Regions from separate parts of the Homo sapiens genome. Here region 1 is linked to region 2. A link is a loop called in an ENCODE intact Hi-C map of the cell type or tissue named here. Cell type or tissue: ascending aorta. All regions are shown on one strand. Links, peaks and the distances in the headings refer to the core of each region. The heading gives the core; the rest is flanking DNA.

Region 1 (12,464 bases), core at 1,806-9,805, 190 kb after region 2:
TGCACATTTTGGGATTGAAAACATACTGTGGTAGTGGAATGGTTAGAGACTTGCTCAAAGTGCCACAGCTTGTTTTTAGCAGAATCTTTCTCATGGATCTTTATCCAGGAGGTATTTCCATTATAATCTGGGGTTGCTTCTTCCACTGCAGGAAATCAGAAGAAAAGGAAGGAAATCAATGAGAAGTATATTCATGAGGCAGATTTCATAAATCATCAAGTGTCCGTGGAGCTCCTTAGATGCAATTTCTTTAACTCACAAAATAGAAAGATACCCCAAGCCTTATCCAAGGTAATGGTAATTGTGCAACATGGTAGAATGCTGGCAGTAGTGCAGAGTCAATGACCTAAACAGAGCCTATGCACAAAAACAAATGACAAGGGTAATGATATTTGTTTTGTGCTTTACAGTTTCCACAGACTTTTGTGTATATCAGCATATTTGATTCTTTCAGCAATCCTATAATATAGGGATGGAAGGTGTTTTTATTATCCTTAAATTTTAAATGCAGAACATGAGGCCTGGAGAGTTAACTTGACTTGTCCAAGATTGAAAAACCTGTAAGAGGTGAGTCTAGAGTCAGGCCTGGATGTTGAGACTTCAAATTCTTATCTCCATGGTGCTAATGGCACTAATTCTTTATATTAAGCCTTGGGCAAATGGTTCATTATGCCTATATTGCAAATTTCTTGTAGTGAAATAAGTCATCTCAAGAAAAGAAGTGGGAAGCCTTGCTTCCAAGCAGTTAATGTAGAAGGCCACCCTTGCCTGATAGGCTGGGTCCTGGAAGGTCACTGACAGGGACTTGGGTAAGTCAGTGCCTTTGTCTTCCGATCTGGAAGATGAAGGGGTTAGACAATTCTCTCTTGCACTAAAAATTATGTTTTGAGATATATGGATGAAAGATATTCTAATTGTGGACTTTCCTAAAGATACAATGCAGAAAATAGGAGTTCTTTCATGTAAAATAAGCAGGTTCTATTAATTCATTTTACTTTGTGGACTGCTTTACATTACTTTTAAGGATGTCCCCATCTTTTTTCATTCATTCTTATAACATTCTTTAGCAAGGTTGGACAAAGGATTTTTTTTCTTTTTTTACTTCCTCTGGCTATTCTTGCCTTTCTGTTCTTTAGACAAGCCTGGCCCAGTGCCTCCCCAAGGGGTCTGCACTTGCTATGATCTGTTCTCTGCCTTCACATGACCTACCCCTTCTTGTCACTTAGGTTTGGATCACATGTCACTTCCTCAGAGGGCCTTTGCAGATTCTTGCAGTTAAGGTCCCCAGGCCATGTCTTTTTCTATCACATTGACCTGTTTTATTTCCTTCATAGGATTTATTGTCATCTGAATTGTGAATATTATTGATTTGTTTACATTATCATGGTCTGTCTTTCCTGCTGGAAGTTAAGCTCCAATAGACTTATTTTTCTTGCTCTACGTTGTATACCAAACACCCAGAACAGTGCTTTGCACATAGTAGGAGGTTAGTGCATGTTGACCGAAATAAACATCTTATGAGAAATTTAACAACTGCTCAAGAGTACGTAGTCAATGAAGGACTGAACTAGGGCCAGAGTTCAGTCTCTCAACTCTTAGTTTATTGTTCCTTTCACTGATATGATGCTGCCAAAATGTATATGTATTTATACATGGGAGTTCCTGATAATTACTGATAAAATCTGGAGTGATTGTGAGACATTTATGTGAAACTGAATGCATTTCTTAAGGGAAATGAGGAACTCCCTGAGGCTCACACCATTCAGCTTGTGACAACAGAATTTATAATCGATGTACTTTGTATATTGGGAATCAATCATCCCATATTTGTTTAATTCATTTTTAAAGGAAGCCAATTTTAGGAGCATTTTCAATATTTTTTATTGATGATACTTGAATTTTAACAAATAAATACACATCATGTACACACAATCAGGAGAGAATATAAACAGTGACAGGTGACAGGCCAGTTAGATTCTTGGTCAAACTGCAGAGATTTTCTCTCTGACAGAGGCTGAAAGGGTTTTATGGGTGAAACTGTTGAGCATGTGAAGTTGCCAGGGGACATGGCTGTTCCCTCTAAGTTCAGCCCCAGAAGTTGCATTGCAGGTGTTTTCTAGATGGCCTACTTTCTCTCAATTACCCATCATGAATCTCTCGGTTATTAGAACTTTTGGAGGGATGAGGTAGTGGATGTCACCTAGATTACCTCTTAATTGTATTGTTTTTCTTTTTTTATTCTTCTGTGAAGCAAATTTGCTTTCATTTGCTCTATGTTTTCTCTTTTGAGCATTAAGGAAGCTTTCTCTGGATACAAATGTCTGAGTGCTGGTGAAGAGGAGTATGTTTATTGATTTTCCAGTCCCTAGACTTGTCAGCCCTCATCTCCCCATTAGAGAACAAGTGTTATTAATCTGTCATTTTAAGACCATTGTTCCATCTCCTTGCTGATTTTACCTTTGGTTCTTCCCCTTCGTTATCTCTTGATTGAGACACAACATGCTCAACAGCACATGGCGTTTCAGGTTAGGGCCAAGGATGATTTTGTAAAAACACTAGCTTCTCTCTTATATGTTGCCACTTTGCGATTTTGCCTATGGGACCTGCTCAGACCTGAAAGGATGGTATCATTGCCTTATAAGTACATTTTATTAACCCCCCCACCATAAATCAAAGCATTATCTTATGCAAGTAAGCTCTAATTTGACTCTTTTATTTTTCTCACTCCATCACCCAAGAGTTTCCTGCTGTTCCCCTCTGTTTTTACATATGACCTTCTCTGTTTCATGGGGTGCTTCTTCCTCTAGTTCATTTCTATCAATCTCAGTATTGATTTTTCAGAAAGGCCATTGATGAAACTAGCAGAGATATGTCCCTTTCTCCCACCTTTTATTGCTGGCCTCTAAGTCAACTTCCTGTCTATGACAGAGAATCTCCTTTTTCCCTTGGAAATGCAATGTTTTAGTTATTTGTGGTTGATACTTTTTCTAAAGTTTTTGAAAGCTACAGCGTTGACATCCTAGATTTTTTCCTGTGTACATGCTTATTGATTTGCATAAAGAAGACACACACACCCCAGGCTTTTTGGTTTAATATTGACAACAGCCCAGATTTAGTCCTAAGCTCTAGCACACACAGAAATGCAAATATGTGATTTGAGAGGTCCTTGATTTTTTCCCCAAGAATTACATCTTTTCTATGCCACCTAATTATGGAACTACTGTGTACTGTTCTATAGTCATAAGCAGAAGTCACTGGCCAAAGAAAAGATGCAGATATGTTATATGGAACTTGGAAGTTGTACTTTTGGATAAATATGCCTTCTTGGTAAAGATCAAGGGTAACAGGGAAGGGAAAGATTCCATGTAGGACTATGGGGAGGGGAGAATGCATTTGAAGCTCTCTCTAAGACATCAGCAGCTCCTTTGGGCAAAGAGAAACTGCCCCGACAGAAAGAAACATTTTTGGGTATTAGTTAAACATTGCCTGAATATTTGGATCTTGCTTTTTTCTCTCCTCCTCCAAGAACAAGTTTTAGTGGCCTGGGTTTAGAGAGCCACACGGGACCTAAGGAGGGAGGGGTTGTATTGACTTTCACTTGATTTACTAAAGCAATTGAGTTTGTCGGGGGAAATGTGATCGTCTCCATCAGCTGTCGTGCTGAGGTTGCTCCTATCAGGCTGTCAGTAGCTTTCAGTTTCTGATCTTTCTCTCAAATTTGCTGTCTATTTGAAGAGGAGACGAAAGATGCTTTGGGTATCAAGAAGGGAGAACATTTTGAGCAGTTACCTGGGAATCCATTTATAGACTTTGATGCCCTGTCAGTTTTATTCGGATGGTGTGTAGTAACATAGAAGGGACAATAGTGCTTTCAAAGGTAATTTAGATTTCTCTCTTTAGGAATAATTTTATTTATGAGGAACTGAGCATGAGTGGAACTAGGATGAGAAAGGGTGCTGGTGTGTAGGCAGGCTTCTTTCCTTGTTTATGGTGATATAGCTTAATTCAATATCATACAGTAGCAGTAATTGAAAGGATATTTCATTTATATAGCATCTGTCAGCCTGAAGTACTTTCAGAGTCTTCACAAACAGGAACTGCTTTCCTTCTCAGAAAAAAATGCTGCTAAGTTGAAGATGGAACTGAGGCAGGCTCCAGGAACCCTAACTAAATACAAAACTGAATGAACTATTGTGGTAAATGGGAGCAGGCGCTCTTCATTTTATGAGATAGATGAATTACTGAAAAAAATACACAGACATGGAGTTTCTTGGGGAAGTCAATTAAAAACAAAATCCCAGTACTGTAGTAGTTGGTCATTTAAAAGAAAATTGTTGGCCGGGCGCGGTGGCTCACGCCTGTAATCCCAGCACTTTGGGAGGCCGAGGCGGGTGGATCATGAGGTCAGGAGATCGAGACCATCCTGGCTAACAAGGTGAAGCCCCGTCTCTACTAAAAATACAAAAAATTAGCCGGGCGCGGTGGCGGGCGCCTGTAGTCCCAGCTACTGGGGAGGCTGAGGCAGGAGAATGGCGTGAACCCGGGAAGCGGAGCTTGCAGTGAGCCGAGATTGCGCCACTGCAGTCCGCAGTCCGGCCTGGGCGACAGAGCGAGAGTCCGTCTCAAAAAAAAAAAAAAAAAAAAGAAAATTGTTCTCTAAGGAAAAAAAGGAAATAAGAAACAAAAGACTTCATGAAACATAAATAAAGACCTTCTGATTTGTTTAGTTTTACTTATTTGGACTTGTATACATTAGTTTATTGGAGTTTTTTTTTTTTCTTCACAATAGGAGCAGAGCTATGCTTTAGAGATCAAAGATAAAATGTGGCACCGGAAGGTAATGTCCCAGATGTTAGGTGGAAAAATTTCTCAAGTGATTGAAAGAAGTTCATCCTCAGAGTGTAGAATCTTAGTTTCCGCTGGCTCCTGGGAAAAGCCATTCCTGATGGTCGTAAGAAATGGTGCCACTTCTCTTGGGCAGATAGGAGGGAAGGCTGCCTCCTTTCTGAACTGCTTCCTGAACTCCTCCAGCAGCAGGAGGCAGGGGTAGAGAGGGAAGGTATATTTTGGGGGGCTTGTCCAATGACTTCAGGAGACAGGATATCACTTCTGATACATTTGCAAATTAATATGTCACCCGACAGCAGCTGGCTTGTTCCCTGTTGAATCTTTTATTTATGCACAACCTCCTAAGCTATGTCTCTGTATTTTATCTTGATGGGGACCCTGTGGAAGGTTCTCATTGTGTTAACTTTAGATGGCTGAGGCCATTAGCAGAGTGAAGAGAACAGGTGCTTGGAAGCCTGGCCTTGCTCATATAATAGTCTGTGCAGGCTCAAGACCTTATCTTTGCAGTATTTCCACTCACTTATGGTGTTGTTTATTCTGTTACAAACACTCCTAAGAAGGGAGCAGAATTGTTTATGGAAAGGCAAGCATGGAGTACTGTTTTAGTACTGTTTTAATTAGTAAAACTATCAGTCATGAAAGTGATCATTTAAATGTAAGAACAACTCCCCACTCAGAGAAACTGATTTTTTTTTTTCCTTTTTAATTTTTTTTTTTTTTTTTTTTTTTTGGAGACAGGATCTCACTCTGTCACCCAGGCTAGAGTGAACTGGCGTGATCATTGCTTACTGCAGCCTCGATCTCCTGGGCTCAGGTGATCCTCCCATCTCAGCCTCATGAGTAGCTTAGCCGGGACTACAGGCGCACACCACTCCTCCTGGCTAATTTTCTGATTTTTTATAGAAACAGGGTTTTAACATGTTGTCCAGGGTGGTCTTGAATCCCTGGGCTCAAGTAATTCACCCGCCTTGACCTCCCAAAGTGTGGGGATTACAAGTGTGAGCCACCGCACCCGGCTTCCTCCTGTTTTAAAACATGATTTAAAGTGTCTTATTTCTTTTAGATCTAATGGACTTTTTGACTCGTTTTAGTGACAGTGGATAAGAGGAGAAAAGGATCATGCAGAAGAAAACATGAGATTTGATCCTTTACCAAAATAGCTTTGTGACCTGAGATTAATCATTTAACTTCCCCAGTCCTCAACTTTTCCCTCTGTAAAATGAAAGACAAAATGGTTGTTGGTATACTTTCCAGCTCAACATCTCTAAGGTTCTAAACTTTAAAGCTGCATAAAATTGATTTATTGAAATAACGTTTCCTTGCTCTGTGTTTCAGCAAGTACAAACATGCCCTCTTGAATCTGACTTCTTTCAGTTTATTGAAGAATATAGAAAAAAATAAGACAGGATCTAAGTGATCATCCGAGCAGTATGTGGAAGATCACTCAGCAGAATTTATTTCCAGGCTGTGTCCATTTAACTTAAATACTGTTGAAATTTATATTCCTATTTGGGTAGCAGTCCATCACCTCCCTGCGCTCTCGCTCCTGTTTTACTCTGCTTCTCTTCTTAAAAAACAAACAGTAAAAGATTTTATTTTCTGATGATTTTTCTGTCCTTATCTATGAACGGAGAAGGGAGTAGGATGGATATTGTGCTTTTAGTAAACGGAGTCTGTCCCAACCTGTGTGCATAGTAAACTCACTCCTCCCACATTCCTGAAATTTAGCAAAACCAACCATGACATGCCTGGTTTATGTTAGTTTTATTTCAGAAAGTACTTTTCCACACTGATTCCTCCTGATAAGGCCTGCCCGGGGCTGCTTTGCTGGCCCCGGGAGAGTCAGAAGTCATTGTGTGACAAGCTGTGTGATCCAATTCACTGGACAAACCCAGGAATGATGTCATTTACCCAGATCTATTCTTTAAACCAAATCCCCACCCATCATAAGATTTTTCTCACTTCTCCTTTGAATCCTGGTAGCTGCTGCACAGATTACAGTTCTGTGATCCCTGCAGGAAGAACAGGCTGTGTTTTATGTGGAAAAAAATAGCCACATGCCCCCCTGTCAGTTTTTCTTGTGATTACTTTTGCTCCAGAAAGGAGAATTTGGGTACTTTTGGCCCAACTTAAAAAATAACACAACAACAATTAAAAAAAAAATCTCAACCAAATCAAACTGTTCGTCAAGAAGTACTATTCAGTTTTTTTTCTCTGCTGGGTACCTTGAAAGATAAAAGGCAACTCTAAGATACTGCTTCCAAAGTATTAGCACCACATGGACTCTCGTTTACAAAGATTTTGTTGCCTGAGCAGAAGGTATTTATTAGATAATCATACATTAATTTTCTCATGAGTTAAAACCAGCCAGACCTTCTGAGCCATGATAGCAAGTGCCGTCACACTGAGGTGCTGCAAACCCTCACAAACTGAGAACCTTACTCCTTTAGTTAACATGGGCAGCCTTATCCCCAGAAAATGTAAAACTTCACTGTGCTTTTTCAAGTATATTCCCAGGATTCCTTCACAGGCCTGTAAGGCATGGGATCTCAGTATTGGCTGCATGACAGAAATGCATGGGGAACTTTTTGAAGACCAAAATGCCTTGGTCTGACCCCCAGAGATTCTGTTTATTTGGTCTGGGAGGTGCTGCCTGGATGTTGGGATTTTTAAGAGTTGTGTGGCCCAAGTTGAGAAGCACTGTCCTAGGGGCTCAGGAATTGCTTGGCCAACCTTCTTGCTTTAGAGAAGCCTAAACTTTGGGGAGATAAAAATGTACATTCCTTAAAAGAGTCCACCCTGAACGAACACAAAACCTAGATAAACTATGAGAGCAGTTGTCTATTTAAAAAAATTATTAAAAATATGCTTTTTTCAGAAATGCTAATTGAATACCTGCTGTTCCCAATACTATTGTAGACCCTGGGAATACACAGGCTGAGCTGGTGAGGAGTCTGCCTGCCTGGAGTTTAGAGAAGTTCAAGGACAGTTAAGTTGACAATGGACTAGAGCTACTTTGCATAAGAGGTGCGCTGAAGGCAGGATTTTGTCCTGCCCTCAATTCCAGGAGATATTTGGTAAAGTCTGGAGACATTTTTAATGTCACAGTTGGATCGGAGGCGCTCTTGTATCTAGTGGGTAGAGGCCAGGGATGCCACTAAACACCCTCAAATGCACAGGTCAGCTCCCACGAAAAACAATGATTCAGTCCCAAATGTCAAAAGCACTGCATTTCGGAAAACCGTCCTAGTGGTAGAGAAAGAAGATGGGAGAAGGACTTTTTGCAGGAAAATTCTCTTACTGTAATGTTTCTTACTCCAACACAAAACACATACACACACATATATACATGCACACCCACACAGATAAAACAGACAAATCAGTGCATTGCTTTGTGGGCCTCACATCAGCCTCTGAGGAGACTTGCATCTCTCAGTGGTGGGGGACACATTCAGGGTTTCTAGACGTGTCCCAAACCACTCACTTTCCCTGAATTTTCAGCATTTAGGAGAAATTTCCATGGAGAAGAAGAATCGCTGTCTGGTCATCCATGCAATTTCCTGCTCAGTTTTAATAGCAGCTGGGCTTCTCCCTGTCTAAGGTTGAAACCAAAAGGCTGTATTTTCCTGTGGGGGCGAGAGAGAGAGAGAGAGAGAGCGAGAGAGAGCAAGAGTGAGAGAGCGCTTACAAACGCCTCCCTGGACATTTAGAATTTCTAAATAGAATTTTGGCTCAAGTCTTGAAAAGCACAGAGTGATGTCAGCTGAGGCGGCCGCTTAATTGCCCTAACTTCTTGGGGAGGGGTAAGGCAGGTATCATCTCTTCTTCTTCATGACCTCCTACTCAACTGTGGGGAAGGCATCCATCTGGAGCCAGAACCATGCACTTCAGTCCTGGTTCTGACACAGTTGGCTGTGCAGTTTCGGGCTCATCATTTCATTTCTGTCTGCCTCTGCTCCATTTTCTGTGATCTAACAATTCTGCTTTTGGGCTTTGGGTGAGGATTAGATTTAATTTGTATAAAGTACCTGATATATAATATAATAGATGTTTAATAAATAGCAGCATTTAAAATTGTTACCATCAGCAAAGGGGGAGTACAGGACTAGGAGATCCCCAATGTCCCATCCACTACAATACGCAAATACAGTGTCATGCTGGAAAATACAGAGGCTTGGCCTGCACGGAAATATGGGGAAAGGTCTTTGTGTTTATGTGAGAGAGAAGATATCCATGTCTGTGTATGTTCCAGATGATTTTTAGGTCCCATCGAATTCCCCCTTGCTGCAAGGAACAGCAGGAGCCAGAGCGTAAGGTAAACGTGTCTGTTGCCTGCCTGAGAAATGAAGTCAGAGCCGTGCCTGAGCCCACCATTCAGGGAGCAAACTGTGCACCCAACTTTGGTTCCGGGTCTTTGGTGGTAGAGCCAGCATAGGGTAGTTGCCAGAGCTGGCATGTGTACTTTTCCTGTTGCCCACCACCGCCTGGAGTACCTGGACCGGATGCCCACGTTCCTCCCCCTGCTGAGCAGGATGTGTTAATTGTCTTTTGCCCGGCCACTTCCACCTCTCCTCTGCCTCCCCTCCATGCACACCACACAGACAAAGTAGGAATATGCTTTTTGATGTTGGCTGGTTTTAGAAGTTTGCCTCCCACCTTTTTTTCTCTTTCCAAAGGAGAACAACCTGAATACCACACACAGTGTTATCTAGCTCTGACTTTGAAGAGGAATTTCTCCCCTTAGGGCTCTATTCCTGGTATAGCATAATCTAGGAGAAAAAAAAAAAAGTTTATCCCAGGGAAGCCAAGTCAGCCGAGAGTTATTCAGAGTGTCTGACTGCTTGTTATATTTAGAAACTACCCGGAGGAGAGCTTTGAGAATGCAAGAGCCTTCCAACTACGAGTGGTCCTGTTGGATTCTCCTTCTGGTTACATGGAGTGGCCAGATGAAGAAAGTCTCCCTGACTATTATTATTTGGGAATCATGGGATAAGAGAAAAAGCAGAAATGCAGCTATAGAGTGTGACAGCCGTAGAATTAAAATCTAGGGTCTCCAAATTATTGTGTCCAAACCTCCCCTTTTGCAGATGCATGTGCTGAATGAGCCGTCATTGGTCTGCTGAACCTCAGTTTTTTTATCTATAAAATGAGGCAGCTGGGTGGAATCAGTGTTCTAAACCTTTGCTGCACATTAAGATTATCTGGGGAGTTTGTTAATAATAGAGATGCTGGGGCCACACAACCAGAGATTCTGATTGAAAAGGCCTGGTGCACACTGAGCACCGGCATATTGCCAGTGCCCCTCCTCAGGGGAATTCTAATTTCCAGCCCTGGTTGACATCACTGGGCCAGATCAGTGCTTCTCAAAGTGTGGTCTCAGGACCAGAAGCAGCAGCATTACCTGGGAACTTGTTAGAAACGCCTATACTTGGACCCCACCCCAGACATACTGAATTAGAGACTTGGGTGGTGGGGACCCCCTGTGTGTTCTATTAAGCTCTCCAGGTGGTTCTTATGCATGAGACAGTTTGAAAAGAACAATAGATTGGATAACTTTTTAAGGGGTGCCTACTAGGTTTCAAACATAATCCTATAAACAGCCTAGATAGGGTACAAGATCAAGCCAAGGCCACACAGATGGATAAATATGTAGGGGAGCCCTTACCAGAATCCAGGCTTTTTGAACTGCTATCCAGAACTCTTTTAATTATCCAATTAGGAAGATGTTTAGGATTCATGGCATGTCATTCCAGTCTCTCTTTCTCTCTCTTCCCCTCCCTCTGTTGAGCTTCTTGTGGGCCAAAGGATTGTGGAGGACATGTTATTTTTAGTTCATGATATACTTACAGTACAGAATATGTTAATTGCAAAAAGAAATTGTTCTTTAATTCTTAGCCATTAACAAGGGGTTAGTCAGAGTTGGACTATTGGCCGCTTCTTTGGTTTCTGTAACTACTGTGACTGAACAGATTTTTTGGAGGTTGGTTGGCAGGTAAATGTAAAGATAATAACAGCCTGCAGAGTATGAACAGGGGAGGGCTAAATAAGAGGGGGAATGGGGACACCAGCAGCACCTTTCCCTTGGGACACAACTGTAACCCTTTTAGCTCTTCTAAAATAGCTAAGATTGCAGCCATTGTACGGCATTTTGTAAAATTCACTGTCTGTGATGGATACAGCTGTATTCTTAAACAGAAATGACTTTTAGGACTGAATTTTTGATGCACTAAGAGATCATTTTATTTAGTTGTCCTAGAGATAAATGCTGCACCCCACCACCAAGAGGTGGAACTGGGACTAGAAGCTTGCTCTTCTCATGCTCAGGCTGAGGTACTGGAGTCGGAAAGAGCAGAGGGGACTTCCAGGAAGATATGGTCGTGTACAAAACTTGGGAGATTACTGGAGGCAATGAGATCGTAATTCAGAGGCTCCCAGGGCTGACAGAAGGAGTTTTAGACATTGCCCAGCACATCTCTCATTTTATAGAAGAGGATTTTGAAGTTTGGATGAGGAAAGTAACCTGCTGGGAAGTCACAAAGGGTTGCAATGACCCCAGCCCTCTTGGTGTCGTTCTTACCCAGTGCTGTCCCTAACATATCACCTCATTGTCTAAAGTCACTCAAATAAACAACAGGAAGATTTGCTGGACCTCCTACCTTCACATACCACTGCAGGCTCTTCAATAAATGGTATTGGGTAGGGATGTGACTTGGGATCGTGATTCATTTTGTTTAGGGATGACTATTGGTGGCAAAATGTGTCTTAGGATCTGAGATTTGTATGTGATAATTCTTCCTTGGGTTATCAAGCAGGAAACATTCATGGATGCAAGACATTCTACCTAATATTATAGACGAGGCTCAGATGCGGTGGAGGATCAAGGCTTACCCAGATTTGAAAATGTGGCAGAGGCCCTCCCCTCTAGTTTCAAGAAAAATATGATTCCTGTGCTCCAGAAAAGTAAGTTGATAAAGTGCTGCTTCTACCTAAGTGCAATAAATCTAGTATAAAATAGCAGTGTCTTATGAGGGGATGTTATTGTGAATAAGGTCACTGCTTGCCATAGTCAATGGTCTACCAGTTCCATGGATATTTTCCCACTCCTCTCTTTCTCTTTTTCTTGAAATACCATGACTTATTAAAATGCCACAGTGATGGTGATGAGCCCTGAAATAGCATGGGTGGTCTCTTAGTTGTTCGGTCTCAGGTTCCTTTTAGATCCTCATAGTGTCAGGAACCCTGACCAGTTTATAATTCACTCATTGCTACTTGGCACATCGAACACCAAGTCTTCTTCCTCATAGCCTGAGTCTCCTTCGGTAGCTATAGCTGTTATTAGAAGTAGAGTGGGAGTGATTGAGCGGTTTTAGATCAGGTTTACTGACTAAGAGTAGCAGGGGAAACTGTGTCTCATTCTGCCCACCTATTGATTCTGGGGTTTCTAAACTCATCTACTGGTTACATCCAGGGTGATTATTATCTGATGAAAACCTGAAGAATGTTTTTAAGGTGGAAAAGGCTACAGATAACAGGTGTATTTTTAAAAGCCTGACAAGAATACGTGTATTTTATGTATTTTATACATACAATGTTTTATGCTAACCCTCAAATTTTGA
Region 2 (12,464 bases), core at 1,621-9,620:
ATTAAAAGCCCACCTGTGAAAGGTAAAACTATAAAGTTATTAAAAGAAAATATAAATACATATTTTACTTATTTTATTATTAATAATATTTAAGTAATATTATTACTTAAAAGTGTTTACCTGGGAACAGGAAAACACTTTTAAAATAAAACTTCACAATGCAAATGTAAGACAAGAAAAATTTGATTTATTATTAAGTAAGAATTCCTGTTCAATAAAAACCACAGATATAAAAAGTTATTTTCTCTCTTTCCACCTGGATAGTGAACAGAAAATTGTTTCATATGGCTCCTTTTCACTTGACCTGCTCCAAATTCCAAAGAGTACTCATTCGTTCTTTCTGGTCAAAATTAATGAACAATTCAGTTTTCATTCTATCTAAGCCCTGCATGGTTTTATAAATATTGAATGGAAAGACCTCACTTTTTTTTTCAATCTACCCCAAGCTAGTATCCCCCAAAAGGAAAAGAGAATCTTACAAGTGCTTCCTGATGTATTAAGCAAAACTGTGTTCATAGAGATATTTTGCTCTTCTGAAAGCATCAAATTATACAAACATTTATTCTCTCTCTCTCCCAGGTCTGACACCAAGCATACATAGAATTCCTTACATAGTTCTTCTAGGAGAATTCTGAGTTTGCAGAACTAACAGGTTGGGGTGAGTAGCAGGGATGAGATGTCTGAATTCAAAACCAGTTCCGTCCTCACTTTCAAAACAATGACCCAGAAAAATGACTATTTGTTATTTAAGGTAGCAAACTCTTTCCAAGCTTTCTTAGTAACACTGACAGAATTAAAACTCCTTCGATCATAAGCATGAAAGCTAGAAAGGAATTAACAAGTTCAGCTATCCTCCACTGTGATAAGGGTACTGCGATAGAGTGTGCTGACATGACCACCCAATGTTACAGAGCTAGTTAACTGAGCCAGGCCTATGACTCAAAGAGTTGATTCTTGGCCCTGTTCCTAGATTTCCCAATTGTATTAGCAGAGGTGCCTCAAAGTGCCACAGTGCTCACACAAGGTTGCTGTCAGATATTTTAAATTTTCTAGGAAAACAGTAATAGTTGACATTTGGCAGACACCACACCAACTACTAGCTCAAGATAGTTCACAGTTTTAAAATTAGATTGCATTACATTTGTTCTGATGATGTACTACATTTATGAAGCTGGGTTTTCATCTATCCATGCAATGAAAAGTAAGTACAGCAAAGAAATCAATGTGAAACAAGATGTAGAGATGATGGTGTCCAATCTGGTTCAAAGATTTGAGAGTATACGTGGAGCCCAGCAAGCACACATATCCCCATTAGCAGGTAATTGTACTTATTTAAGAATGAAAGTAAAATATAATTTCTCTCCATAAATATATATTAGCTTTTCAAATGGCTTCTAAGTTGTTAGGACAAATATTAATTCATTTGGATTTTAATACTTAAGATACTGAATACTTAATACTTCTCCTTTTTTAAAATAAACATAAGGTTTAAGTATTTCTTTTGGCTTAAGCTCTCCATGAAAAAAATTCTAGGACATACAGAGTACCAAGAGCCAAAAAAAAAAAAAAATGCTGAGAACTTTTGCCCCATTCCTTAGATAGTCACTCAGAAGGGTAACCTATTTCACAGTCACAAAGGCGTCCCTTTAGGGACTTTGAGACTTGGAGTGGAGACTGTGAAAACCTCCATCTCCACTTTAGCAAAGCAACTTCTTGTTTACTAGTTTTCTGCTTTACACATTTCCACAGACTTTCATTTGGAGAAAGGTTTGAGGAGCTGGGGACAAATGGATTGAATCCACTGGCATGGTAGACTGAGACTGGATTGGGATAAGGAGATGAAGAAATTCTTTGTATTAACAATGATAGGTGGCCAGGCATGGTGGCTCACGCCTGTAATCCCAGCACTTTGGGAGGCTGAGGTGGGCAGATTACCTGGGGTCGGGAGTTAGAGACCAGCCTGGCCAACATGGTGAAACCCCATCTCCACTAAAAATACCAAAAAAAAAAAAAAATTAGCTAGGCGTGGTGGCATGCACCTGTAGTCCCAGCTACTCAGGAGGCTGAGGCAGGAGAATTGCTTGAACCCAGGAGGCAGAGGTTGCAGTGAGCTGAGATCATGCCACTGCACTCCAGCCTGGCAATAGAGCGAGACTCTGTCTCAATAAATAAATAAATACATAATAATAATAGTAATTTATAGTAGCTCAAATGAAAACCTTCTTAACTCTAGCCTCAGCTTCCAAATTAGTCTAAATTTCAAGGTACTTTTAGTTTTTTCTAAATACTAATGATTCAGATTTAAACCACTATCTGTTTCTGACCCTGGTTTGATATGTTATTCATGTCTATTGCCAGTATCCACACACACCAAATCACCTAGACTTGTAACTTAGAATCATTTTTGCCTCTTCCTTCTGTCTTACTCTTCACATTCACTTCAGGCATTAAATTGTGTACATTGGTCAGGCGCGGTTGCTCACGCCTGTAATCCCAACACTTTGGGAGGCTGAGGCGGTTGGATTACGAGGTCAAGAGATCGAGACCATCCTGGCTAACATGGTGAAACCCTGTCTCCACTAAAAATACAAAAATTAGCCGGGCGTGGTTGCAGGTGCCTGTAGTCCCAGCTACTCAGGAGGCTGAGGCAGGAGAATCACTTGAACCTTGGAGGCAGAGGTTGCAGTGAGCCGAGATTGCACCACTGCACTCCAGCTTGGCAATAGAGTGAGACACCGTCTCAAAAAAAAAAAAAAAAAACTGTGTACATTTGACCAAACAGTGTGTCTCACACCTGCCCTCTCTTTTCCATGGTGGTATAGCTAGTTGAAGTGAGTAAGGCAGGATGTGGTCCTGTTTTCGCTGAGTTAAATGATGGTTTTTCTGATGGGTATGTAGGTAGATATAGGAGTAGAATAAAGAAGGAAGATATTGATATTATCTGCATGAAAGTGATATTTGAGGTAGCAAAAAAGAAAGTCAAGAAGAGAACTCAGGAGAATATGCTTAGCAGCATGAGAAAGAGGAACTTTATCAAAAGATTCAGGAAATCAGTCACATAGAGACTGATACCAGGGGGCTGGGAGAGACCTCAGCCGACATCCAGGCTCTTGACACCATCGTGAGAAGGAATGCAAGGATGAGTCAGAAAATAGTGAAAGTATGGCGATTTATTGCAAAACAAATACACTCAAGAAAGTACATATTCAAGAATGGGGAGTGAGGGTGTACTCAAGAGAGAATCCCACAGTGGAGTTTAGGACTGCTACCTTTATGGGTTTCTTTAACCAAGGAGCTGAATATTTATGAAAATCCCTGGAAAAAGGTAGAGGTTTCTCGGAACATGGTGCTACCCACTTTTACACCAAATATGTGTGGTCTCAGAACTCTCATGTCACTGGTCGGTGTGTGATTTGTATGTTAATGGGCATATAGTGAGGTCCCAGGTGAAACCTAGGTAGAATCCACGGCCATGTTGGGTCCAGTCAGTCTTAGCCAACTTGGTCCACACCCTGTTTTTCAGAGTCTTATCAGCCCATAGCCTCTAGTCATGTTAAACTATTGCCTAGAATTTTTATTCTCCTGTGACCACCCTGTACTATTCCTGTCTCAAGAGAACCATTGTATAATTCAGGAACAAACACCAATGGATGAAAGAGGGCCGGAAGGAAAGGAGTGACTATCCAGGCTCAGACTGTGTTCACATATGATGTTGGCCAAGGAGAAAAGGAAAAGATATAGAGAACAGTTTCTGGTCTTTAAAAAAATCTATCGTCCAGTTGAGACCAGGACATAGGACAACAGTGAGGAATGCAGGAGCAATGTTATTTCAAAGCCAAAATAAATCTATTCATTGGAACCCACCAAAGGAAAAAAAAAAGGAGGACTTCAAGGTTTCCCTTTTCATTACATATCTTTAAGACCTAATACTTAAACTCCTTCAAAGCAATTTACTAGGTATTTAAGATATATTTGAATGACAATGAGCTCCAAGGAAATTTAGCACTCATTTACATAATCAAGTAATCTTTTTGTGTTACTCGAAGGAACACAACTTAGAAGGAGTTCCAAGGTGTATGGAGTCACGGAGTGTTAACACTCACCAAGACTGCAGAACTTGCCATTTAGACATTGCAAACAGACAATTTATAAGCTACTTCTAGCCCTCAGGCATTTTTTTTTTGGCTCAAACACTGTTTGTTTTATTTTGTACATCTCATCAACAATTAAAAATAAAGAGATTTTACATAAAAATATCTATTTCTAAGTTCTCTGAAACAATCAGAAGGGTTCCCCGTTGTGGACCAGCATTCCAGAGTATCTGCCATCAGCTAAACCGACTCACAGGTGCCCCCTAGAAGAAAGCACCAAAGGCCTGGCTGCTTTAAGTATTCTGCTTTTTGTAGGCCCACAGCCGGGCAAATCTGCACATTTTACAGGCGAGGAACATCCTGGAAACCAGAGTGACAAGAGACTTGCTCAAAACTGATGGCTTACTAGAGGCCAAAATGGCCCCAACTTAATCTCTCAAACCAGATCTCCTGATTTATTGAACTAGGTCATTCTACAATGTGGTTCACCAAAAAAAAAAAGAAAAATAATTCTATCCCAGGTCTGTTGCTTATCTTTGAGTGACCTTTGGTAAGTCTGCCCAATTTTCCTCATCAACAAAGTTTTAGCATTGCCATGTGCCCTAATGACTTCATAGTGTTGCAGTTATAATAGAATATTATTTTCAAAAATACTCTCTAGAAAAAAAGGAAAACATAGTAATTTGTAGAAAAGCGAAGTTCGCCAGAAGCCCTACCTAATTTTAGGTTCTAGACCTAGTTCCTCCACCAGCTGGTTGTATGACCTTTCACATGTTTCTTAAACTCTGGTTTTCCAATTCAAATATTTTATTTTCCACGATCTTTGCAAGATTAATCTCATTCGTCACCTTGTAAAATGTTTTTCTTGAACTAAAATCTTTATGACTTGGGCCAAACCCAATGTGAATTAAACTAATAGAGAATAAAAATGGACTATTGGGTCAGGTCTACTTTATGCCCTGTCAGAAGCACACTGAGATATTGATAATGCATAGCCATTTGAAACCTCAGTGCCTCCCAGCTTGGCACAAAGAGCAGAGATACAGAGCGGAGCTCAGAGAGGAAAAGTAGAGATATAAATGACTGGAGAAGTGCTTCCAGGGAGCTGAGTCAGCCGAAACAGAGCCTCCTGCTGAGCTCAATGGATCTTTTCTCAGTTGCTTGTAGTGTTGGCTGGAGGCTGCTTGGCAATGCCTGCTGGGAAGACAATTTTTAGTCCATCGATTCATTGAAGCTGGGCAGTCTGCCCCAGCACTTAGGCACTCAGACAAAAATGCCCTTAATCACTGGCAAACCCAGAGATGTAGCAGGAGCCAGTGGCTCCATCAGCACCTCAGGTCTGACCAAAAGAGAAGGGTGGTCTAGAAAGCTCAAGGCGTCAGTCTCAGAATTCATAGGATCTATGGCTTGACTTTTAAAGCCAAAACTCTAAATAATCCCTGATCTTGAGGACAGAAACATTGTAACTCAAGAGCACTGCACTCTTTCTTTTGCCCTCAGTGAAACCAAGAGCAGCTAAGAAGCAGGTTTTTCGGGCTTTACTCACACTGTCCCCTCTGCCAATCTTCCTGATCAACTTAACCCAGGGTGTGCCTCCTCCGGGAAGTTTTCCCTGACCTCCCTCTTTATGTTAGAATCAGCTCCCTGCCCTGACCTTCTTCAGAACCTCCTTTGTTCACCACTATTATATCACCATCACGGCATACTTGTCTGTTTTTTTTTTCTCCATCTCCTCAATAAGATTGATCTCTTCAGACTGAAGACCCTTGTTAACTATTCATCTCTAGCATCTAACATAGTGCTTGGCATATGAAACACCCTTGAATTCTTAAATGTTTATGGAGGAAAAGAGGGAGGGAAGGAAGGGAAAAGGAAGGAAAGAAACTTAGGAGGGTAGGCTGAAGGGACTACTGTGATGAAAGTGAAAGCTGAGGGAGTAAAATGGGACACCTAAGTGGGCTATCAAGGTCCCCAAAAACTGTGCTAACAGCAGACGCAGGTGTCTGAATAGTCAATACAGTTAAAGGAAAAAAATAATCCTGGAACTGAGAAACGAAAGGAGGATCAGGTGAGATCACTAATGTATAAGTAATTTGAAAATTTGAAGTGTCCATAAATACAAAGGATTATTACAATTTCCATGTATTATTGTATTATCACAATCACTATGAAGGAATTAGGACCACTTTCTCTCATCAATTCATGGTTTCTTTCCCTGTCCCAAACCTGAGATTGTATGACTCAAATAGGAAAACATTGAAAAGGATTATCTGTTCCCTGTTTATGAACATGTCTTTATCTTGTAAGTAAAATATCTTCATGAACTGAAAATTCCTGCAACACAGAAATTATATCACATTTAAAAAATAATGATGATGATGCGTTAGACAGACCATTGATGGTCCTCAAAACATTCACTCATGTTGGACTCTTAGGAGAACTTCTGACAGGCCAATCAGCTAGGGCAACCCCAATTTAGATGATCAAACTAAAAATCATTGAGATTAAGTGACTTGATCAAGATTGAGCTTGGTAAGCATCTCAAAGGATCTAAGAACAAAGTAAACGTCCAAAAATATTTACAGAAATGGAGTACCAAAAAGGATCTAAAAGATAAACAAGTCCAACTTCCTACATAGCACAGGAAACCCTTCCGACAAACGGGCACACCTAACAACTAACAAGTCATCTAAACATTCTTTATTTTCCAGAAACAAAACATTTTTCCATTATCCATTCATCTTAGAGGCAGTTTACTTATTGTAAAAAGAGGATAATAATTAGCACATATTTCTTGGTTTATTTTAAGGATGAAAATACATGATGTGTATGAACTACTTAGCAATGGCAATTACCAGCACATAGTGGGTATTCAATAAGTGTTAGCTCTTACAATTTTTATTAGTCTCTTCTTGTGTTTTCTGTGTTTTGTTTTGTTTTGTTTTGTTTTACAGAGCCTCTCCAACCTTTCACATCTTTTTGCTTCAGACTCCATCAGTGTTTCAGGTGAATAGAGTGAAATCTGTTTATGATTCTCTAAATTATCCTTGGTGGAGTAGAAATTGTTGGTCTTAATTTTTCTGTGTATCATAGAGACTTAGAGATGTGATGAATTGACAGCAGCTGAGTCAAAGACAAAGCCTTCTGGGAAAGAAAGATTTTTTTCTTCAGGACTTGAAAGGAGCCTATTTGGCAACTTGCCATCTCAACAGCATGACTGTGTGGCATCCAGCATCCTACAAATATAGATGGAATTCCCATAAAACAAAGTTTTACAGTAACAACTAGCTCATTGCTTAGGAAGCTCTGATTCAAAGAATACTACATTAAGTGTCTTGTTTATGTTAACAAACTTCTTAAGTGAGAAACACCCAGATTGTAGGCAAGACCACTCACTGAAATGTAGAAAGAAATTACTGGAATTTCAACTTATATAGTAATGTAATCTTTTCCATTTGAATTTTTATCTTTATATAGAGTTTTTGTTGTTTGTTTGTTTGTTTGTTTGTTGTTTGAGTTTGGGTCTCACTATGTTGCCCAGATTGGTTTCAAACTCTTGAGCTCAAGTGATTCTTCTGCCTCAGCTTCCCAAAGTGCTAGGATTACAGGTGTGTACCACCACACCCAGCTTTTATATAGGTTTCTAATACATATATCATTAAAGTTGCACATGAATATGGTTTATGAATAAATGTGCATATATTTGAGATCTATGATCACAATTTTTACAGCTACGGTATGTGATCAAGGTTTTCAAATCATTGGTTTATATTAATCCTAAGACTAGAAAGTGTTTAAAGCAGTAGCTAAGTAACAATCTTCACCATTATACATGAGAAAAATAGAAAATATATACCCACTTATAAATTAATATTGTTATTTTCCTCATTTCCTGATTTGATTTTCCTAAAATTAATTTGATTTTGCTAAAATTAATTCAGTTTCCTAGGTCTCTACTCTGTCTTTATAAAAGCAAATTCATATTTACTATGATCAGTGTAAAAAGAGTGGGTGGAATATGCTACCAGCATTCAAAAGAAACATTCCTAAGGGCTAATGGAAAACCACAAATCTGACTGGAGGTCTTGACATCCTTTATAGCAGTAGACCAAATGTTAGCTACATCCGCCAACACTTTCAAAAGTTTTTATGGAACAAACAGAGACAAATACCAAATGCCAAGTAACCAAGTTACAACACCTCACTTCCTTTAGGCAGCACTCTCAGAAGCATGGTTCAATTCTCATTTTCAAGTTTGAGTTAACTCTAGACCCACGCCCTGGCCTCCAAAACTGTAGAAAAAAATATTGCAAAAGATGTCTTCTTCATGTTCCTCAAGGTAGTTAATCTCACCCAGAGAGTGGCAAGTACTTGGAATCTTCCCGATATTTTTTTCTCCTCCAGAGTTTTAGTGATGAAAGGTGTTGGGAGAATATAGAATGCTAAGCCCTACAAATCTTGCTGGAGAGATCTCCTAGAGAAATCAGAATCTTTCAAGATTGTTTTAGAGAAATATGCTACCACTTTGATTCCTTTCTAACAACTCCCCTGTGACCCAGCTGGCCTGACAAACTAAATCATGATACTCTGCAAAACATACCCTTTCACACATGAATGCCCAAGGCAATGTTTCCTAACCGTTCATGAGTCATAAAACCTATGGCAGAAATCATTCTACATGTTCACCAAAACATTTCATTTTTCCCTCTGGGCACCAGGAAAACTATTTTTTTTTTAACTTTTTCTAATCTATATGAGGCTATGTGATGGGTTCTGCCCAGTAAAAGGTGGGCAAAATTGATATCAGCCACTTCCAGGCCATGCCCTTAAAGTGTCCTACAGAATCATCCCCACTCTATGTCTGTTATCATTAGCTGTCTGGATGCAAAGTATCAAAAAAATGACTTTATTTATTTATTTGTGTATCGAGACAAAGTATCACTTTGTCACCCAGGCTGGAATGCTGTAGCGTGATCATGGCTCACTGCAACCTTGACCTCCCGGGCTCAAGCTATCCTCCCACCTCAGCCTCCCAATAGCTGATACCACAGGTGCATGCCACCACTCCAGGCTAATTTTTGTATTTTTTGTGGAGAGGAGGTTTCACCACATTACCTAAGCTGGTCTTGAGCTCCTGGGCTCGAGTGATCTGCCTGTCATGGCCTCCCAAAGTGCTGGATTACAGGCATGAGCCACCATGCCCAGCCCAAATGAAGAACTTGGAGTCCATGGTGAAAGGCAGAACCTTCTCAACTCAACTGAGCTGATCATGAGTGAAAAGCACATCTTTAAGCCACAGAAATTTTGGGAGTTGTTTGTTGTAGCAGCTAGAAAGGTTAATACAAACTTCTTTGAACAAATGATGAAAGATATGTTTGCTCATAACAGAACAATGCAAATTTGTCCATACATACAAAAGCTGGTGTGCAGATTCCAGATGCCCATCTGTGAACCTCATGACATTTTTTTATGAGGAGAAATCCTATAGCCAGTGTCAACACAAAGGTCCCATCTATCTCCAGCAGTGCGTTGAAATTCTTCCACTACCACATCCTTTATTTTGAATATTTTTTATTTTAGGGGTATAATCACAGTATAGTGATTGATTTGGTAGTTTCCCTCTTATTAGACCCTAAATAATTTGAAACCCATGTTACCTTTTGGTCCACAGTTTTCAGAAGAAACATGGACAGGTGAGTGAAGCATAGTAGGCAGTGGTCCTAGGTGCCCGTGGAGTCCAGTAATGTAGAAATTCTTTCCTTCCCCTGGAAGAAACTGACTGAGCTGTTAGTATTGCATTGGCTCTTCAGGACTGAGGGTAGCTATGAACTACGAATTTTAACCAACGAGATTTTCTAACTTCAACCGTACCAATAAAACATCATTTTCAATATGGTTCCTTTATCTATCCCTCTTTTATGTTTCCAGACATGAATGGTTTTTAGGAAGTTGTAGCTGATATGGAGAAACAACTAAAAAGCCACCAAGCTCTTACCACTCCTATTACAACCACGCTCTAACATTGATGCTAGCTGTAGCCATACTCACCCCTTACACCACTCTCCCTTCCCCCCACTTCACCCAGCTTGTATTACCACTAATGTTTGTGTTGCCATTTCTCTTGTTCCCCTGGCACCTCCAGTTAATAATGGCACCTGGTAGTAAAGGTACTATTACTAGCAATGGCATGCATTTGGCACAGTTTTAAAAGAGATTTGTAGGATGCGGTCTTGAAATTTTCCGAATGTATAATTTTATTTAAATGATTTGTAGAAATGAATCTGTGTTTACTTCTATATATGCTAGTTTATGAATAATTTAATTATTTACCGGTAATCTGAGTGGCTTTCTTAACCCGCAAACGCAATGGGGCACTACAGACAACCTCACAGTTAGAACTCAGTCGTCATGGCTAGGAGCCCAGGCTTTTCCAGAGTTCCCCTCCCTCAAGTCATTCTTGGAATCACTAAAGAGGCTTATCTATGTCGAGAATCCACCAGCCAGATCAAGATCATCCACAGCCTTCAGGCCCCAGTGGCTCCCCAGAGTGGCCTCTCTGAGTTGGATGAGGCTCTGGCGCCTGATGCTGCCGGAGGACATGTGGGAATGTGCCCAGCCCCAATGCTTCTGGACCTAGTACAGACCTCCTGCACCTTCCAGCCAAAAACCCATGTGGCAACTCCTCTAACGAAAGATCACCCTTTCTACTTTATAGCACTTCTGAAGATAGGGGTGGGGAAGCAGTAGATCCCAAAGCAAGAGGCATGAACGCTAAAGTGTAGTGACTTTTAGTGACACAGCTCGCAACCCACACACACACCCCACCCCATTTCCCAGAGGGGCGGGTCGCAAGAAACCCCAGCCTCAGCTACCACACTGGATCCAGAATGTTCATTCCCTAAGACTTTTTCTCAGGAGACTATTCAACCCCTGTGTCTACTCATTCATGCAAATGAACACTTAAGAGAGGAGTGTCACTTACCTCTTTTCTCATTATCGGACTCCATGAATGCAGCTAAGGTACCTTGTTAAGTACTTCATTTTACACTTATGTAATAACAAACAATAGACACGAATTGGTTGTACAATAATGAAAACTTCTTCAAGCTTCCCACAAAAATGAATTTTATGTTTTTATTGGCCTTCATGTTGTTATTCTCAGGAATATGTGTATGTGGCTATGCTAAAGCATATCACTTAGGCCCCATGTGCTGAAGAAGAAATCATCCAAGTGGAGAAGTGGAAAAATAAGTCAGAAAAGAAAATTATTCTTCCAAGTTTGTTCATTGTTATGAATATATTGTTTATTCTTCTCTCTTAATAAATAGAAAATTTGCTTTATATACATCATTATGGTATTCTAACCACCAACAATTTACCTTGCCCATATAAATAGCCAATTTATAAATTGATACTACTGATACCGCTGGTTTTATTTTTTAATTTCTGAAGAAAAAAGATTTAAACAGGGTATAAAAGTGTCAATCACAAGGCAACTTATGTTAGAATTTCATTCACCTTACACAAAATAGTAAGCACAGAATATCAAGAGTTTAGATCATTTTGAATACTACAAAACATAGGTTTTGGATTTTGTAATCTTATTTAAATTTATAGTTGAAGAACAGTTAATTGTGCCAGAGTATTTATTAATCAACCAGTGGAATAGAATACATTATAAAAGACCTTATGGGTTTTGATTAGTTTCCAAAAGACTTGAAAAAAACGATGAGAAATTTGTCCACTCCTTAGGTTTTTAAAAATCTAGTTAATATTTACATTGTCATGAAATTTATATTTGCATAGTACTCCATAAGTTTTAAAATACTGTCAAATGCATTGTCTCATTTGATTTTTCAACATCTCCGTGAGAAAGTAAAGCCGAATTAATGCCTGGTTTTAAGACAAGGGAAAAGAGGTATAGGTAAGAGGCAAGAGTCTTGTTGAAATCAACACAAACAGAAAATTAAAATCTAAGAATTCGTTCTACAAAATGTCAGTCAAGGTCTTTATATTAATCACCTTCTCTAAGTCAGATAAGCTAAACTTGGAATCTGGGTCCAGCTTCCTGGGTAACCTGTGGTAAGTTAGTTATCTTTCCTAAGTCTCAGCCTCCTCATCCATAAAACAAGAACATTTCTCAAAACCTCATTAAGGTTTTTTTGTGAAGATTTGCATAAGAATGTATATGTAAAATTGCCAGATCTTGTGTAAGTGCTTAATAAATATTCATTTTTTCCTTCTCCCCTTTGTTATTTCAAGAAAGTCAGTCACACTGTCACAGTCCCCTTGAATATGAATCTCTAAAAATTATTCAATATTCATCTGGAACTAGGAAAAGATTAAGTTGGAAAATCATATTGAGTAGGAAAT

Evidence for each region. Hi-C counts contacts between places; a loop is a spot of excess contacts. Peaks named below come from ENCODE experiments on the same cell type or tissue, not always from the same donor. Only the 100,000 strongest peaks of a DNase experiment are listed, where the experiment ranks them.
Region 1: a loop joins it to region 2, with 2.3 times the contacts of the local background. A loop is called at or near these places in 3 of 110 quality-filtered maps.

Annotation. Positions count from the first base shown.
Region 1 is chr18:44,783,237-44,795,700 of GRCh38, forward strand. All of the region lies in intron 2 of SETBP1 (SET binding protein 1), which reads left to right. Among named protein-coding and RNA genes, the nearest start is that of SETBP1, 110 kb to the left of the region's middle. In ascending aorta, for the core only: no CTCF peak of the experiment used is centred there; a DNase peak (open chromatin) is centred at 6,699; H3K4me3 peaks cover 1,043 bases; H3K27ac peaks cover 2,855 bases.
Region 2 is chr18:44,594,342-44,606,805 of GRCh38, forward strand. No RefSeq gene overlaps it. Among named protein-coding and RNA genes, the nearest start is that of LINC01601, 69 kb to the left of the region's middle. In ascending aorta, for the core only: no CTCF peak of the experiment used is centred there; a DNase peak (open chromatin) is centred at 5,250; H3K27ac peaks cover 3,057 bases.